Linked DNA regions of Homo sapiens: region 2 is linked to region 1. Evidence: chromatin loops called from intact Hi-C (ENCODE). Cell type or tissue: heart right ventricle. All regions are shown on one strand. Each heading gives the region's core, and the rest is flanking DNA. Links, peaks and the distances in the headings are about the cores only. Region 1 overlaps RAB9B (RAB9B, member RAS oncogene family). Region 2 has its middle 20 kb from the start of TMEM31.

Region 1 (9,799 bases), core at 945-8,944:
GGTGTGATACACCTCCTGGGTTCAAGTGTTTATTGTGCTTCAGCCTCCTGAGTAGCTGAGATTACAGGACATGCCACCACGCCTGGCTAATTTTTGTATTTTTAGTAGAGACGGGGTTTCACCGTGTTGGCCAGGATGGTCTCGATCTCCTCATCTTGTGATCTGCCTGCCTTGGCCTCCCAAAGTGCTGGGATTATAAGCTTGAGCCAGCACGTCCAGCATCAGTTTTATTGTCTATAAAAAGAAGGGATTGGATCTAAGCATCTTAGAGTCTGTTCCAACATTTGACCTAAAATGGCACACATATCACCATATTTTCTGCACCTCACCCCTAAACTGGACTCAACCTTCCTTTTTTAGAATTTTTCTAAAAAACCTGTTTGTTTTAAAGAGACCTTTTTGCATCTATTAAATACTGCAATCTGTCGCCAATGATATCACAAGAACTGTTTGTTTTTGTTTTTGTTTGTTCGTTTGTTTTTGAGACAGAGTCTTGCTCTGTCTCTAGGCTGGAGGGCAGTGGCGTGATCTTGGCTCACTGCAACCTCCGTCTTATTCACACATAACACTATTAACCTTAAATGTAAATGGGCTAAATGCCCCAATTAAAAGACGACGACTGGCAAATTGGATAAAGAGTCAAGATCCATCAGTGTGCTGTATTCAGGAGACCCATCTCATGTGCAAAGGCAAACGTAAGCTCAAAATAAAGGGATGGAGGAAGATCTACCATGCAAATGGAAAGCAAAAAAAAAAAAAAAAAAAAAAAAAAGCAGGAGTGGCAATCCTGGTCTCTGAGAAAACAGACTTTAAACCAACAAAGATCAAAAGAGACAAATAAGGCCATTACATAATGGTAAAGGGATCAATTCAACAAGAAGAGCTAACTATCCTAAATATATATGCACCCAATACAGGAGCACCCTGATTCATAAAGCAAGTTCTAAGTGACCTACAAAGATATTTAGACTCCCACACAATAATAATGGGAGACTTTAACACCTCATTGTCAATATTAGACAGATCAATGAGACAGAAAATTAACAAGGATATTCAGGACTTGAACTCAGCTCTGGACCAAGCAGACCTAATAGACATCTACAGAACTCTCCACCCCAAATCAACAGAATATACATTCTTCTCAGCACCACATCACACTTATTCTAAAATTGACCACATAATTGGAAGTAAAAGACTCCTTAGCAAATGTAAAAGAACAGAAATTACAACAAACTGTCTCTCAGACCACAGTGCAATCAAATTAGAACTCAGGATTAAGAATCTCACTCAAAACCGCACAACTACATGGAAACTGAACAACCTGCTCCTGAATGACTACTGGGTAAATAACGAAATGAAAGCAGAGATAAAGATGTTCTTTGAAACCAATGAGAACAAAGGCACAACATACCAGAATCTCCTGGACACATTTAAAGCAGGGTTTAGAGGGAAATTTATAGCACTAAATGTCCACAAGAGAAAGCAGGAGAGATCTAAAATCGACACCCTAACATCACAATTTAAAGAACTAGAAAAGGAAGAGCAAACAAATTCAAAAGCTAGCAGAAGACAAGAAGTAACTAAGATCAGATCAGAACTGAAGGAGATAGAGACACAAAAAACCCTTAAAAAAATCAATGAATCCAGGAGGTGTTTTTTTGAAAAGACCAACAAAATAGGTAGACTGCTAGCAAGATTAATAAAGAAGAAAAGAGAGAAGAATCAAATACACGCAATAAAAAATGATAAATGGGATATCACCCCTGATCCCACAGAAATACAAACTACCATCAGAGAATACTATAACACCTCTATGCAAATTAACTAGAAAATCTAGAAGAAATGGATAAATTCCTGGACACATACACCCTCCCAAGACAAACCACAAAGAAGTTGAATCTCTGAATAGACCAATAACAGGTTCTGAAATTGAGACAATAATTAATAGCCTACCAACCAAAAAAAAGTCCAGGACTAGATGGATTCACAGCCGAATTCTACCAGAGGTACAAAGGGGAGATGGCACCATTCCTTCTGAAACTATTACAAACAATAGAAAAAGAGGGAATCCTCCCTAACTCATTTTATGAGACCAGCATCATCCTGATACCAAAGCCTGGCAGAGACAGACACAACAAAAAAAGAGAATTTTAGGCCAGTATCCCTGATGAACATCGATGTGAAAATCCTCAACAAAATACTGGCAAACCGAGTCCAGCAGCACATCAAAAACCTTATCCTCTGCAATCAAGTTGGCTTCATCCCTGGGATGCAAGGCTGGTTCAACATACACATATCAATAAAGGTAATCCATCACATAAACAGAACCAATGATAAAAACCACATGATTATATCCATAGATGCAGAAAAGTCCTTTGACAAAATTCAACAGCATTTCATGCTAAAAACTCTCAATATCGATGGAACGTATCCCAAAATAATAAGAGCTATTTATGACAAACCCACAGCCAATATCATACTGAATGGGCAAAAACAGGAAGCATTCCCTTGGAAAACTGGCACAAGACAAGGATGCCCTCTCTCACCACTCCTATTCAACATAGTATTAGAAGTTCTGGCCAGGGCAATCAGGCAAGAAAAAGCAATACAGGGTATTCAAATAGGAAGAGAGGAAGTCAAATTGTCTCTGTTTGCAGATGCCATGATTGTATATTTAGAAAACACCATTGTCTCAGCCCAAAATCTTCTCAAGCTGATGAGCAACTTCAGCAAAGTCTAAGGATACAAAATCAATGTGCAAAAATCACAAGCATTCCTATACACCAATAACAGACAAACAGAGAGCCAAACTATGAGTGAACTCCCATTCACCATTGCTACAAAGAGAATAAAGTGCCTAGGAATACAACTTACACAGGATGTGAAGGACCCCTTCAAGAACTACAAACCACTGCTCAAGGAAATAAGAGAGGACACAAACAAATGGAAAAACATTCCACGCACATGGATATGAAGAATCAATATCATGAAAATGGTCTTACCGCCCAAAGTAATTTATAGATTCGATGCTATCCCCATCAAGCTATCAATGACTTTCTTCACAGAGTTGGAAAAAACTACTTTATACTTCATATGGAACCAAAAAAGAGCTCGCATAGCCAAGACAATCCTGGGCAAGACGAACAAAGCTGCAGGCATCAAGCTACCTGACTTCAAACTTTACTACAAGACTACAGTAACCAAAACAGCATGGTACCGGTACCAAAACAGATATATAGACCAATGGAACAGAACAGAGGTCTCAGAAATAACACCACACATCTACCACCATCTGATCTTTGGCAAACCTGACAAAAATAAGAAATGGGGAAAGGATTCCCTATTTAATAAATGGTGCTGGGAAAACTGGCTAGCCATATGTGGAAAGCTGAAACTAGACCCCTTCCTTACACCTTATACAAAAATTAATTCAAGATGGATTAAAGTCTTAAACGTAAGACCTAGGACCATAAACATCCTAGAAAAAAACCTGAGCAATACCATTCAGGACATAGGCATGGGCAAAGACTTCAAGTCTAAAACACCAAAAGCAATGGCAACAAAAGCCAAAATTGACAAATGGGATCTAATTAAACTAAAGAGCTTCTGCACAGAAAAATAAACTATTATCAGAGTGAACAGGCAACCTACAGAATGGGAGAAAATTTTTGCAATCTATCCATCTGACAAAGGGCTAATATCCAGAATCTATACAGAATTTAAACAAATTTACAAGAAAAAATCAAACAACCCCATCAAAAAGTGGGTGAAGGATATGAACAGACACTTCTCAAAAGAAGACATTTATTCAGCCAACATACATATAAAAATGCTCATCATCACTGGTCATTAGAGAAATGCAAATCAAAACCACAATGAGATACCTTCTCAAGCCAGTTAGAATGGCAATCATTACAAAGTTAGGAAACAACAGATGCTGGAAAGGTTGTGGAAAAATAGAAACGCTTTTACACTGTTGGTGGGAGTATAAATTAGTTCAACCATTGTGGAAGATGGTGTGGCAATTCCTCAAGGATCTAGAACTAGAAATACCTTTTGACCCAGCAATTCTATTACAGGACATGTACCCAAAGGATTATAAATCATTCTGTTATAAAGACACATGTACACGTATGATTATTGTGGCACTATTCACAGTAGAAAAGACTTGGAACCAACCCAAATGTCCATCAATGATAGACTGGATTAAGAAGATGTGGCACATATACACCATGGAATACTATGCAGCCATGAAAAAGGATGAGTTTGTGTCCTCTTGTGGGACATGGATGAAGCTGGAAACTATCATTCTCAGCAAACTATCACAAGATCAGAAAACCAAACGCCGCATGTTCTTACTCATAAGTGGGAGTCGAACAATAAGAACACGTGGACACAGGGAGGGGAACATCACACACTGTGGCCTGTCAAGGGTTGGGGGCTAGGGGAGGGATAACATTAGGAGAACTACCTAATGTAGGTGATGGGATGAAGGGTGCAGCAAACCACCATGGCACGTGTATACCTATGTTACAAATGTGCACGTTCTGCACATGTAACCCAGAAATTAAAGTATACATATAATATATATATATACTCTCTCTATATATACTATATATATGCACACATATATATAAGTTTAGTCTATGGCGGAACACTAACCGGTCTTTATTGCCCCCTTGTGGTTGAAAGTGGAACTGTTTCTATCTCTGCATTTATATTTAACACAAGGCTTCAGAATAATCTGATTATTACAGCAGTAGACTCAATTCAAACCAGTCATTTGACATCATGCAATTAAAGCATCTGGATGAATGAATATTTTTTATTTCTAGCAATTCTTTTATCATGGTGACCAAAGCTTAGATTCATAACCTTTCTAAACAAAAGTAGTCTCGAGTATAATCAGAAACAAAGGACAAATCAAATAAGCACCTCTCTTTCCCCAACCCACCAGTTTTCTAATTTATCAGAACATAACCTTTTCTATAATATGGCAGTATATTTTTAAAATACCATAAACAAAATTAAAAGGCAAGATCTATGGGAGGGGATTGCAGAAAACTAGCAATGTGGATAAGATCAAAGGTTAATACCCACAATATAAAAAAAGATTTCCTTGGAATCAATAAGAAACAAAAATGAATGTTCCCCAACCCCCATAAGGGTCCATTCACTCAAGGAAAAATAAAAATGGCCAATGAATGTATAAACAATTACTCTCAAAAAATTAAATAAATGTAAATGACAGCATGAGATCATTTTTTCACCCATCAGACTGCACATATGGGGTTAAAAAGGAAGATAATAGTCCATACGTTTGGGTGTTGGAAAGATAGTCTTCCTCTTATTCTACTGGTGTTGATGTCATTTGGGATAAGTTTCTAGAGGCCAATTTGCCAGTATATATTAAAATTAATAAAAAATTCATAATCTTTGACCTAGAAATTTTACTAGTAGGAAATAAACAGAGGTGAGAGTTAAGATTGATATTAAGGAACTTCACTGATGCTTTATTTTATGAAAAGAAGGCAGCTGTAAAACAACCTAAATGTCTAGCAATAAGTGTTTTATTAAAAGTTTAGCAATATGGGTAATTGTGGTAAACCCTTCAATACAATATTATGCAAACAGCAAATATAATCTTAGAAGAATATATGTCTTAGAGAAAAGTTAAGTACTATAGATATATATTAAGTAAAAAAGATTACAGTGTGTGCAGTATCAAATCAATTTTAAAAATACATAAATATATTAAAATCTACACTAAAATGTTAAAATCTGCTTATCTCAGGTTAATAGGATTACATTACAGATGACTTTAATTTTTTAAATCTTGCTTTTCTATTTCTTTCATTACTTCATTTTTCTACGGTGGATGTGTATGGCTTTTGTAATCAGAAAAAAAGAACATTTTAAAGCATTTATCGGTCACTCTAAGTTTTCTAGCAGGGAACAAATGGAAAAAGAGAGAACTCAGAGGCTACTGGCACTTGTTCATCTATTAACAGACTCTATGTTGAGCAATATATTACAGGACACACCCTTGGATATGTCGTTTCTAAGGCAGCCAGGAACAACGTAAGAGAAAAGAGATGATATGAGCCTGTTTCTTGCTTCCTCATGAATGCACCACAGGAAAGTGTGATTTGTATTTTTACTCTAATCAATATAGCTAATGTTGAATTAAGAGCTATTTCTTTCATTAAGGCAGCATTTCCCAATTCTTTTTATCAATCAGTTAACTAGATGTGGCACAGCTTGGCAGGTCTGATTAAAATTCAGGAGTGTTATAGTGAGACCATTATACATTTACCCATAGTTCATACAGCACGAAAGGAACTGACAGATTACTTAAAAATACACATGCTTGCACACACAAAACCCACTGTTTAAAAAGACATTTATATATAACTGAATCATCATTCTCTGTGTTTCCTTGGAGAAGGCAAAGAGATTTATGAAGACACAAAGATCACTGCAGCAGTTTCTATATGACTACAGGTGACGACGCCACATCTTGAGCTGTGAAGATGCTTATTTTCACTGGGAAAATATTAAGTAACTTCTTGCCCCCTTAAAAAAAAACCCTTTCACACATTATTACCACTACCATCACTAGCAGAATAAGAGATCCTTGCTCACCAGTTTTGGCAAGCATATCAGTAAGAAGGCATTTAATAATTTTTCCTTTATTCCATAAACATGCCTAGCTTTTGTCATTATCCCTTCCTTCTCTTAAAGAGAAAGTAGTAAAGAATGAGAGCTCTTTTGGTGATGGAAACTTGAGGAAATTAAAATGACCAGTTTGGAAAAAGAAAACATTAGTGAATATCCCAAATCATGCACATTAACGTTTTATCAAAAGGTGTATGCTATGCTCTGAATCTTTTTGTCCCCCTCCAAAATTCATAGGTTGAAATCCTAACCCCCCAAGGTTATGGCATTATAAGGAGATGGGGCCTTTGGAAGGTGATTAGGTCACAAGGGTGAAGCCCTCATAAATGGGATTAGTGTCCTTATAAAAGAGGCCCAGGAGAAACCCCTTCCCCCTTCCACAGAGCTGGAAGGTGCCATCTGTGAACCAGAAATCAAGACCTCACCAGACCCTGAATGTGCGGATGCCTTGATTTTGGACTTCCTAGCCTCCAGAGCTGAGAAATGAAATTCTGTAGTTTATAGCCTACCAAGCTTATGGTATTTTGTTAGGGCAGCCCAAATGGGCTAAGACAGTATATTACAGTTTATCTGCCCTAAAATCAAGTGTAAGAAAAACACTGCACTGTAGTAAATTTTACATTTCCACAGCAAAGAGAGAAAAAAAGTGAAATGATTATCTAGATCACTGAGGAAAAAAAATTGCTGCAAGATCTACTTTGGGTAATTCAAATGAAAGTAGAGATGTCCATCCCACCTCCCAGCTTGAAATTACTCAAATTGATACCTCGATTTTCCAGTGTGTTTTAAAACTACAGTTACAAGATGGAAGACAAATTATGTATTCCACACCTTCCTGTTTCTGGAAGGACTATCGCCAAACCATTTCCAAAAAATGAGACCGTACTGTTTCTTAAGACATCATGAGGAGATTTCCCACTGGGTTATGAATGAGGCAGAAAAACATTAAAGACAGGAAGTTGGCATTCTGTTTTTAAAATATCAGTTATGGGCCCCGGTGCATTGGCTCACACCTGTAATCCCAGAACTTTGGGAGGCCAGGTGGGTGGATCACTTGAGGCCAGGAGTTCAAGACCAGCCTGGCCAACATGGTGAAGCCCTGTCTCTACAACAAATACAAAAATTAGCCAGGTGTGGTGGCGGGCGCCTGTAATCCCAGCTATTAGGGAGGCTGAGGCATGAGAATCGCTTGAGTCCGGGAGGCCGAGGTTGCAGTTAGCCAAGATCAGGCCACTGCACTCCAGCCTGGGCAACAGAGCAAGACCCTGTCTCAAACACACACACACACACACACACACACACACATACACACACACACACACACACACACACACACAAAGTTAGCTGGGCATGCTGGTGCATGCCTGTAATCCCAGCTACTCAGGAGGCTGAGGTGGAAGGACTGCTTAAGTTCAGGAGGTGGAGGTTGCAGTGAGCCAAGATCAGGCCACTACACTCTAGCCTGGGCAAAAGAGCGAGACCCTGTCTCAAAAAAAAAAATAATCAGTTACAAATGAGCAAATCCTTATTAAGTGGCTTATAAATCTATGACTTTCTATATTCTAAAAGTTGCATCATTATAGACTAGTCAAAATGATTTGGGGTGCTGCATTTGAAGCATGGTCTGATAATGTGTTAAATTATAATCCTCAGAGATGGAAATGGTACATGTGGCAAAAAAAAAAAAAAAAAATCTGTTTCCCAACAAATTCCCCACCCCCAATTTCAACTGCCCAAAGTTGCAACAGGCAAAAGTAGACAGAGAGAAGAGAGTGAAATCTGTGGCAGATGGAATCAATGTAATGAAACTATATATGCTGTGGAAAGATTTGTGTCCATAATTTTAAAACCGCCATTATGTATATTCAAGCCATTGGGTGCTAATGTATCTTTAAAATCCAATATGTGAGAGGCAAGAGAACAGAATATTTAACAAAATTATTCTTTGCTTTTCTTATTTGTTTCACCTATATTTTCATGTTTTCCTAAGGTCTGGACAATTCACCAGTCAGGAAAATAAAGGGAATATGTCTACTCTGTTTATATTTTTTGATGGTTTAACATTTATCTTATTTTTTATGCAACGTTGTTTATTATAATATTTTTTCTTTTATTTGTATAAATTTAGGGGGCACAAGTGCAGTTTTGTTATATGGGTATATTGCAGATTGAAATCTGGGCTTTTAGTGTACCCATCACCAGAATAGTGTACATTGTATCCATTAAGTAATGGTTTTAAATTATAATAAAGAAATAAAGTGGAAAGTTAAGATTCAATTTCCAGTCCCAATACACGTCATGCATTAGAAAGTGGTTAAACCCATGAGTTTGAGGCTGCTATGAGCCATGATTGCGCCACTGCACTCCAGCCTGAGCAATGGAGGGACCCTGTCTCTAATAACTAAATAAATAGAAAGAAAGTGGTATAAAATAAAAAGGACCTCCCTGCCCCAATCTTTAGAGTTTGCTTCACAATCAGTATAGAAATATCTGATCACTAGATAGTGGCTGCTTGGAGTACCACATGAAACATGATCCAGAGGCCACATCCAGTGCAGCCTGAAAGAGTGACTTGATTAATAAGTACTGTCCATCACACCCACCAATTTCTCAAAAAGAGAAAGGGAGGGAATAAACACAAACATTGTGTGCTGGTTATTCAAAATGCACTTTTTATTCACTTTAACACAGATGATTTTTTACAGTTGAAAGAAAATATTTGATACACAATTTTGAGTTTTTTTTAGCAGCACCTGCAACAAGAGGATTGTGGAATACCTCAGAATAAAGTAGAGATGGCTGGGGCAGGCACAAATTAACCTGATATTCATCAATCCACTGAAGACATATGGAATCTGAGGCCCCTGAAAGTTAGCCAATACATGACAATAAACTAAATAAATATTCTGTATGATGTTTTAACAGACCATTGAAAAACAGTATAGTCCTAATTAGAAATATATTATTCCAAAAATCTAGTGTTCTTTAAAAAAACACCTATTGAAAATATTACACTGCACATTCTAGGGTACACAGTCAATTTCTAAACCTATATGCACAGTTCTTGGTACTCACAGATTTCAGCCTTTGGTGTTTTTTAATCTTACCCAAACTGTATGTC
Region 2 (9,799 bases), core at 627-8,626, 88 kb before region 1:
GGACCCAGCTTCTGAAGAGGGAGTTTTGGCTTCTGGTGTGTGCTCCAACAGGAAGCTATGTTTGAGCTACGTTTTAGTTAAGGACCATGCCACTGCAGGCAGGTGAACTAGTTTTGGCAACTATGGTGGGGAAGCAGGACTCTAGGGATGGGAAAAAGCCTCCTGGTAGGGTAGACATGCTGAGGTCAACTCCCGTATTTTCCCCGCTAACAGCTTGATTTTGAGGAAGGAGCCAGTGTGCTTTGGCATAGCTTAGAAGCCAGCCCCCTTTTCCCCTAACGGGTTTCCCTCTAATAGCAGCAAAGCCCCTTTCATATGCCTACTTACCAACTTGCCAGCTAACAGATAAACTAGGGACTAGGAGCTTAGCAAAGCCTTGGGGACAGGAGCAGTGCTCAGGGCTGAGCTCAGCTGGACTCCAGGCTGGGCCAGGCACCTCCTGCTCCCTCCTGCCTGCTGTCATTGCTCTATAGCCGACTCCACCACTGTCACTGCCGCTGCCGCACTGTGGGACTGGGCAGCAGGGTAACTGCTGTCCTGCTGGGGACTAGTCTTCTTCTAGCCAGTGGGCTCCTCTTTCCCAGTAGATCCATGTACTATCCAGTGACCGATAGAATAATAAAAATAGCTAAGGCCCCATGCTAAATGCTTTACACACTCTGTCTAGTTTAGTTCTCACATTAGTCCTCTCAACTAAGTATTATGATTACCCCCATTATATAAATGAGAAGACTGAGGATCAGCAAGGTGAGGTGAATTCTTCACGATCATGCAGCCAGTGAGTGGTAAAGCCGGGATTCAAATCAAGAGCTACTGACTTCAAAACTAGCTCTATCTATCACAATACTATGGTGCAGGCAGCCCAGGGTGGGCTGCCAAGGAGCCAAAGTAGGGGAAGGTCAGTGGCAGCCCCACCTTGACCGTCTAGAGTCCTGCCTCCTTGAATCTTCTAAGGAAGAGGAAGCCCTTACCCTGGGGACAGAGGCAGGCTCTGAAAATCCAAGGAGGCTGGTGGTGGTGCTGGAGCAAGCAGAAGTCTGTGACTTCACCACAGGATGTCCACGCTAGCCAGGTGCTGCTGCTGCTTCTGGCCACCTGCCACCTGCCTGCTGGGAGGCCACATGGTCCTGCACGTGGAGAAACTGGACCCTCCCCGCCGTCCTCAGCCCCACTCTCAGGTCACCTCTCCTGCTAAGCCTAGACCTAGTATCCTGGGACAGGCTATGGGCTTAGCAGTCTTGGTCCCCAGCCCCTGTTGCAGTACCCTCTTCTGGGGCTAACTTGTCTGAGGACCTGAGAGCAGAGTCACCGTGTGCAGCCACTCCTTCCTCTCTTTCATTCCTGGAAAGTCCTAAACACCTTCAGGACCTAGGAGGATCCAGAGCTGACAGTCTTTCTCATGTAAAGTCTTGGGGTGGCGCAGGGAGAGAAGTCTAACTCTGGTGCTAGGTAGCTGAGCCACCCTGGGCAGGTCATTCCCCATCTCTAGGCCTCAGTTTCCGTATGTACAACGAAGGACTTGGACTCCAGACTCTCTAAGGGCCCGTTTTGCTCTAACTGCCTCTGCTTTCCAAGCCCCAGTGGGAATGCTGCTACTGGAGCTTGAGCTTTGAGGCAGCCTCCCCTCCTGGAGGGCCTGCAAGGCCCAGTGTGGTGCCCCCTTCTGCCTGCATCCTCCTGTCAACTCCAGCTGTGCTGCCATTCTACTTTGAGCTGCTTTTCACTCTTTAGAAGTTTATTGCCCTGCTCTGCATCCCTGCCTGCCTGCCAGCCAATGTGTCTGCAAACAGTGGGGCAGGAGGCTTTGCAGACGCAAGCAGCCCTGCGATGTTTCTTGGATTAACAGGAGGAGGAGGAGGAGTATGCCGCAGTGGTACTGACCCCCTCCACCTTGGGAGGCACTCCTCTTACGATCAGGTCAGCCCAGGCTACAGCCATCTTTCCTGTTCAGCTCACCCTGCCAACCTAGGCTGGCTCCTGGTCTAATGAGAAAGGGGCAATTGGTGGGGGAACATTTACAGGGAGCCCAAAGCCTGTCTTTCCTGCAAGCCCAGGAAGTGACTGCTACTTTTTCCCCCTCAAGGAATAGGGAGCAACCAAGTGAGCACAGGCAGGGTGACTGCAGAAGGCCAAAGAATGTCTAGCCCAGCTCCATCCTGATGTGGTCTTGGGGCAAACCCCTGCTACCTGAAGCCTCTTGGGCTGGCAGTTGACAGATGTTGCCATCATTTTTAGCGATCTGAGCAGTGTGTGGCCCAGATGATAGGGAAACAGGGTTAGGTGGCTGGGCAGACACCCTCCATTCTGGGGCTTAGTTGCCTAGCCCCTACCCAGGCCTAGGAAGCTTCCACCTGTGCAGAAACATTCCCAGCATGACCGGTGCCTTGACATCTCTAATAAAAAGCTCTTGGGGTCCTAACTGGGGGAGGTCGTGTCCTCCCCTGAAGCCCTCCAGACTGCGGGCTTTGTGCAAACTTAGAGGAAAGTGTGCCAGATGCCCAGGTTGCCCATCCCCCTTGGCTAGTGTTTGCATGCACCTCCTTCTCACCCCCACTCAGCTCACCTGAGGAGGACCTGCCCTGGCAGGGTCCAGAGAAGAAGGAAGGAGAGGGTTGCAGGAACAAGAGTTGTCATTCTGCGGGGATCTTGAAGCCCTTTCTCAGCCTGGCTGCCAATGTGAGAGGGGATATCCCTGCAGGAACGCCAAAAGTACAGAGCCTTTCTCCAACCTGGGCTGCTCGCAAAAGAGCCTGCTTTCTCTCCTCTTCTGCCTCTTCTCCTCTGGCCTGTCTTTACCTGCCAGGGGCCAGAACTATTCCCCTGGAAATGATCCTGACACAGATAACCCTACTGGCTTCTGCTTGGGCTCGCCTTGGGCTCCGGAGGGCCTTAGCCTGCCAGCTGGGAGCTGGAAAAGATTCTCTCTGGGCAGCAATCACTCTCCAAACCCTGAAGAGTCTTGGAGGGGAGGGAGGAGGGAGACCGGTAGGAAGATGTTTTCCTGCCTCCCACCTCCCCCTAGATGCACCCTCCGAAAGCAGTAATTTAAAGGCACAGTCGGCAGCAGCTGGAGTGGGGTTCAGAGCCTGCCCGTGTGCCAGGGAGGAGCTTGGGCTGCCATGGCTGTTTGGGGAGGGCCAGAGGTGTTCTGTCCAACCTCTAACTCCCCAGCTGCAGGAGGGCATGTAAGCAGCCCTGCTCCCCCCGCCCCCCACCTCCCACTCCCGACCAGCTTTCCTTTCATCCTGGAGCCAAGCTGGAGCCCAACAGTAAAGTCCTAATGATTGTTACCAGGGGGAAAAAGACCTGAGAGGGTTTAGGCAGCGCCACCAGGTATTCTCAAGCTGACAGCTTCAGGTTAGAGAGAAGGTGAAGAGGCTGAGGGCAGGAATAGCTTTCCCCCAACTCTCTGGACAGAGACACAGAAGGTGCATGATACAGAGGAACTTGGGAACCCTCCTCAAGTGCGGTCTGCCTGCTTGACAGTCTGTCTGTCCCTTCATCTGTCTACCTGCCCCCATCCCACCTCGCCCTTGTAGTTAGTTGTGCAGCCATTCCCGTGCCTGCTTTCCTCCCTCAGGTCGTCTCTTGGGGTCCTCTATAGCTCTCAGAATTCCTCCTCCCAGACACTCCTTCCCCAGCCTGGCTCATGGGAAGGGACAGAGATGCAGAGCAAGGCTGGGACACAGTAGGCTTTGCAGGCTTCAGAGGAATGGCAGCGGGTCAAGAGCAGTGACCTAGTGGCCCTCAGCCCTGGATGGAGGACAGAGGCAGAGGGGTGGGCTGGCCTCTTCCCTTGCCTCCTGCACATTTGCTTACAGCAACAAGGTGCTTTGGCAGCTCCATTTTCTCCTGCCTGACTCTTCCTCAAAGGTTCCAGTGTGTTATCTAAACACCTCTGAGACTTCTCCCCTCCCCCATTTCCTCTTGCTCTCTCTTCTTTTTTTCACTCTACTCCTCTCTTCCTCCCCCCTCCCTGAAATTTTCCTTCACGGACCCTCTGTCCATCTCCATCTCCAATCTTCCTCGCAGTTTCTTCTCTGCGTCTCACTTTCTGTGCCTGTCTGCCTTGCTTCTTTCTTCCTCACTTCCTCTCCATTCCCGGTTTTCTCTTTCCACCTCCCCTGTATCTTCACTCTCTCACACTCTCCTCCAAAACGACAACAGTGAGAAGCCAAGCGTTTTCATTTCTCCCTCAGGGGGAACTCTCCCGCCAGCTCTGCGGAGTTCTGATTGCATGCTGTGGGGAGGGGTCTGTGCCACCTTCTGAGGTTCAATCCTGGAGCTGACTGTGGCCTCCTCAACCTTGCCAGAGAGGGTTTGAGGGGATTGGAAGCTCCTCCACATGGCCTATTGGCTATATGGAAGGATTAATAATGAGGTAGCCGTGAGTGGAACCTGTGCTGCAGCTCCCTTTTGGCTGTGTTATTATTAAGGAAGAGAAATTTTCAAACCATAAATGAAAGGGTAAGAAGAGAATTTTAAATGCACACTAAAATATAGACAGGGGTGCTGGGCTTTTGGAGTTGGGACTGAGAACATTACAAGTCTCAAATAATGCCTATATGGTCAGTAAATGTAAAATAACCTAAAACATCTTTAGCTGCCCTTTCATCTGCTCACCCTCCCTCCTTGTTTCCTTTAAGCATCATGATCCCCACTCCATGGGCAGAAACTGAGCCTTACAGAACCTCCCAGGACAGAGCTCCTTGCTGGGGGTCTGGCGGGGAGGGGTGTGGCTCTTGTCTCCTCTGTGTAACTCACTTCCTGTGGCAAAACTCAACATGTCACTTCTCCTGCTTCAACAGTTCCCCATTGCTCTCAGGCTGCAGCCCAAGGTTGGTCACTCTGCTTGTCCCACTGATGCATCTAGAGTTTCCTGTTCTGTCTCTCCAGCTTCCTGGTGTTTTTGTATGTTGTTCCCTTTATCCAAAGTACTCTTCCCTCCACTCTTACCCTTCTGGACTGAGTCTCGTTGTCATTTTGTAAGGAACACTTCTGGAGCTGCCCCCATGTCCCTTGGGTATAGGATAGGAGACTGTCCAATGTGTTCCCACAGGACCCTCACCTTTGCAGCACTCTGTCACACTGTCACATTACCAGATTACTTGCCTGTCTCCCCTACTATCGCAAGCTCCCTGATGAGCAGAGACACATCATCCACCAAATCCCCAGCACACTATAGGCAATTAGTGAACATTTGTTAAAAGATGCATCCTGGGCAGGAATATTTCCTCAAGCTCAGTGCCTCTGCATCTCTCTCTGTCAAACAAGAAGTTTGACACACAGAGAGAGGCCAGCATGACGTAATGATAATAAGGAAAAATGAGAAAGCAGTTTTTATTCCCTTGTCCCTTAGGTCTGCGGCCTCACACTCGGTCATCTGGAATTCTTAGCTAATGGAAGGCATAGGCCCCTGGGGACCTGTCTATTGTCTCGGTCCCACCTCCTGTGTGCCAGATTGGATCTCTGAGTGCTGAGATCATAGCAGGATCAGCTTCATGAGAGGAAAGATCCCTTCTTGTGAGAGGCTGTAGCTATGACCAAATGTTTGGCTGACATGGTGAAGAGATACAGCTTTCCTAGGGTGCTGGAAGCAGGCTCTTGGGGTATAGAAGGGAGAAAGGGAGGTAAAGAACTGGGTAAGCTGCACTAGGCGTTCACAAACAGCAGGAGAGGTGGGAATTGGAAGAATTCCCTGTAACAACAGGAAGCAACACTTTCCAAAGATGACCTCAGCATTTTCTGCTGTGGGAAGAGTACAACGTTGTGTTGAGCCTCACCCCATAACCTTTTTCTCTTCTCATCACTAAGCTATGGAGTATATGCATCATCATGTTCCAAAATGTATCGCACCCTTTTCCTGTTTTGCAACTGGCTGCCATACTCACCCGAGAACTGGCTTTATTGCAGTGCTGAAGTTGTATAGAAGCTACAATAGGCAAAATGTTTTTCAGAATGAAAGATATTATTTTGTCATGAAAAAACTACCAAACTGCTAAAAATGGATTAAGCACATTTTCGTAAGTGTTTCATTCCAGAAAAGAGTCTGCCACGTTTCAACCCTATGCAGGGAAAATTGCAACTGTGCCCTGCTGATAAGCAGGCTTCCTGAAACCTCAGTCTGAGGAGCAGCAGGTCTGCATTGGGATGGGTATTGTTTGGTAAATTCAGTGACTTCTAGGGCTACATTTTGGGGGGCAAAGTTGGAGAACCATTTGGCATACCTTTCTGGACTCAACTTCAATTACCCAGATGGTATGGCCCCCGGATTGCCTATCTCACTTATTGAAGTAGAGAGAGAGCTGAGAGGTACCTTGAAAGGCAGGCTGTGTTCCCCAATCTGAGGAAACTCTCAGAGCTTTAGCTACTCTTCAGAAGCACTAGGCTAAGTAGTTGGAGGGGGGTTGAAAAAAAGACAGACACCTTTTTAAAAATCTGCTGACAATGACCGTGGCGTTTCAGTTGGATCTCTAAGGAGCAAGCCTGCATCTTTTTGCTGCGTGTGAATTTTTCTTTTCAGGGTTATTTTCAACTACCAAAGATATGACAATTTACTTGAAAGCGGAGGCTCAACTTCTGGTGCTGAGGAGCACTGGCATCAGAGGCAAGAAGCTCTTCCACCCTTGGGAATTAAGGGGATGGTGCCCAGTGTGTGGGGGCAGTAGTGGTGGTGGAGGTTTCACAGTCCTAGACTCAGGTGGAGTAAGGAAGAACAAAATTGCAGATATGATAGACACATTCAGTGCTCTCTTGACTTTTGGACAGTGACTGGTTCAAGTCTGATGCTTCAAAGATTTGGCTTCATTCTTTTGTTTAATAGAATATTTCAGGTATGAGTTTTGCAGACAAAAACGTGAAGTATGTGAACTTGGGGAGGCCAGTGGAGAGGTTAACCGAATTCCTCTCAGTCTCCAAAGACAAACCAGATGTGAGCACCAGGATGGCACCAGTGAACAATGGCCCTGCCTCTGTTGCTGGGCTCTCTGTTAAGAATCCAGGGAACAACAGAGTGGTGAAGCTCCAGCTAGGGAAGGTGTAGTGACTAGCATCCAGATATGCATCATTTCTCTCCTTCTGAATGGACCTTCAGAATCGTTACTCATCACATCAGCCACTTGAGAGCAATTCACTAGCTGTGCAGAAGAGTTTCATTAAGGTTTCCACAGAGTTTGCATTGACTTTCCTTGTCTCTTGGCTCTTGTAACTCTGCAACATTCTTGTTAGGGGATGATAGGACCATGTCATGCCTCTCCTCAAAGGTAAATTGGTTTTTGCTTGTGATCATGTTCATGAATATCTTATTTTACTCATTTGGGGATTGTGATAATGCATGCTATGTAAGGCATGAAGCCCTTACATAACATAAAAGCAACAGAACTTGGAAAAATGAATATTTACTGTGTGGAATGGATCACACTCCCGCTAATTCATGCATGCATTCAACAAATATTTATTGAGTGCAAATCATATGCCAGATGCCAGATATTCTAGGCTCTGGAGATACAACAGTGAAAAAAGCAGATGGAGTCCATGCCCTCATGTAGCTTAGATTCTAGTGGGTCACTAATGTAATTCCTTCCCAAAGAAGGCTTCTGCCTGAGTCATCAGCAATGCCCCAGGGCCTGAGTGCCTCTCACAGCATATGAGTAGGGCATTTATTATATGGCCTAGAAAATAGACTATTTTTTTCAGCAGGCAGTAATGAGCTTCATTTTTATCTATCCCAGAATCTTTCTGCTAGTCACATCACACAGGTCATCACCTGCTAGACACCCTTTCAAGAAGCTTATCCTTCAATAATCCAACCCTACAGAACACGCATGCCCAAGAACCCTGAAAAGATAATCTCATGATTATCTCATGATGCATACATATTTGTCTGCAACTGTTAATAAGCACCTTCCTCACTAGAAGAGTTAGGCGAGATTAACAGCATCCTTAGCTGTGGTGCTTCTCTGAGTGGTTTCCAATTATTTAGGATCCTTCCTTCCTTCCTTCTTCCCCCTTCAATCTTTTCACTTTATCTTTCCTTCAGTCTATCTTTCTGTCTGTTCTCCTGTCTTTTCTTCTGTTTTTCTTTTTTGGTTTTACTATGAATAAATTTAATGTTTGTTGTAATAGGACACTGGACACTAAAGTAAAGAACAGTTTGGTTGATTACTACATAGAATTGTGCACAAATCTGAATTTGCATTACTAACACCAATCACATAGTTATAGTTGGCAAATGTTATATGCCAAAATTATAAATTTAACATTACAAATGATGTACTAGCCTAAATTTGCACTTCTGTAGTGTTCATTATCTGAGTATACACGTGTGCATGCAGACACACACACACACACAGAACTCTCCTTGATAATCTGAAGATGATATCCCTGTTGCTAACAATTATTATCCAAGAGTGTGTGGCCAAAGAAATTGGAGTGTGATGACTAGTCCATTTTATCCTGAGTACAGGTAGATCTTGTCTTTGTTTTGTGGCTGAGGTCTCTACATTTACTGTGCTAATGAAGTGCTTCTAGCCAGTCACTTGCCCAGAATAATTGGAATCCCTAGGTAAGATGCCAAATTGAGCCACTTCTCTTTGTACAAGGTAGGGGAGGTATTCATTTTGCAGAGTTATGTCGCATATGGCCCCAAATCACAGATTCTAATCAATGACAGGCACTCCTAAAGAGTCATCTCAGATACTAATCAGACAATAGGCAACTCCAAACCACATAGCAGGTCACACACATGAGCTTTTGCTGCCACCCACTCCTGCACTGTCAGCAACATCATCGTCAGACACTAAGAGAGTGTTGCTTTGAGAACTCTGACTTTTCTTTCCTGCCCATTGTCAGTTTCTTTCTGTAACCTTTACATTGCCTTTCTAACCACACATTAAATCCCACGTGTTCTATAATCCCCTCACTTTCCACAGCAGTGTGCCCACTGCTGAGTCAAAGGCAGGTGCTGTTTCACAACTGCAAATCCAGTACAATCAGCCTCAATTATGGGCCAGTTTCAGGAAAGACAAATAGGATGCTGAGGACTTGACATTTTCAGACAAGCCATGGCATAGATCCAGGAAGTCTGCTCAGTTGCATCACCTTAAGCAAAAGCACTTGGGAGACCAAATTATTTTCCGTGTACAGAACCAGGTATATGAAATGGTAGGATAAAGTAGAAGAGGACTATTTAGAAAGTTCACTGAGTAGGGATGAACATTTTAGCACTGCAGAGAAACACCCAGGAGGAAACTGGAAGTGAGGGCCAGGGAGCTCAGCTCATCCTGAGCTCTGGAGGTAGAGAATTTGAAGTGGCTCTTTTCTGATGGCTCTGATTCTGGCTAAATGTTTGCTGAGATTCTGTTCAAGATAAAGTAGCAACCAGCAGCAGTCAGAAGATTCCCAGAGAAGGCTAAACTAAAGAGATAAGCCTCAGACCAGAGACCAAATCCTGGAGCAGCTGTTAATCAGTGCTAAGAAGACCAGGGCCTGGGGAGTCTTAGCTCATGTTAATTGCATTAATTAAATCCTGGTGTAGGCCGGGCACGGTGGCTCACGCCTGTAATCCCAGCACTTTGGGAAGTCGAGACAGGCGGATTATCTGAGGTCAGGAGTTCGAGACCAGCTGGTCAGCATGGTGAAACCACTGTCTCTACTAAAAATACAAAAATTAGCTGGGCGTGGTGGCGGGCGCCTGTAATCCCAGCTACTCGGGAGACTGAGGGAGGAGAATCGCTTGAACCCAGGAGGTGGAGGTTGCAGTGAGCTGAGATCGCACCATTGCACTGCAGCCTGGTTGATA

What was found. A loop is a pair of places that touch in the nucleus more often than their neighbours do. Peaks named below come from ENCODE experiments on the same cell type or tissue, not always from the same donor. Only the 100,000 strongest peaks of a DNase experiment are listed, where the experiment ranks them.
Region 2: a loop joins it to region 1, with 2.7 times the contacts of the local background. A loop is called at or near these places in 1 of 110 quality-filtered maps.

What each region holds. Positions count from the first base shown.
Region 1 is chrX:103,813,000-103,822,798 of GRCh38, forward strand. It overlaps RAB9B (RAB9B, member RAS oncogene family), which reads right to left. Exons shown (of 3, transcript NM_016370.4): 3 at 9,328-9,799. Among named protein-coding and RNA genes, the nearest start is that of RAB9B, 14 kb to the right of the region's middle. In heart right ventricle, for the core only: a CTCF peak has its summit at 4,687 (motif pointing left); no DNase peak of the experiment used is centred there.
Region 2 is chrX:103,725,570-103,735,368 of GRCh38, forward strand. It overlaps the pseudogene GLRA4. Among named protein-coding and RNA genes, the nearest start is that of TMEM31, 20 kb to the left of the region's middle. RefSeq lists an enhancer at 5,294-6,167. In heart right ventricle, for the core only: no CTCF peak of the experiment used is centred there; a DNase peak (open chromatin) is centred at 5,432; H3K27ac peaks cover 1,779 bases.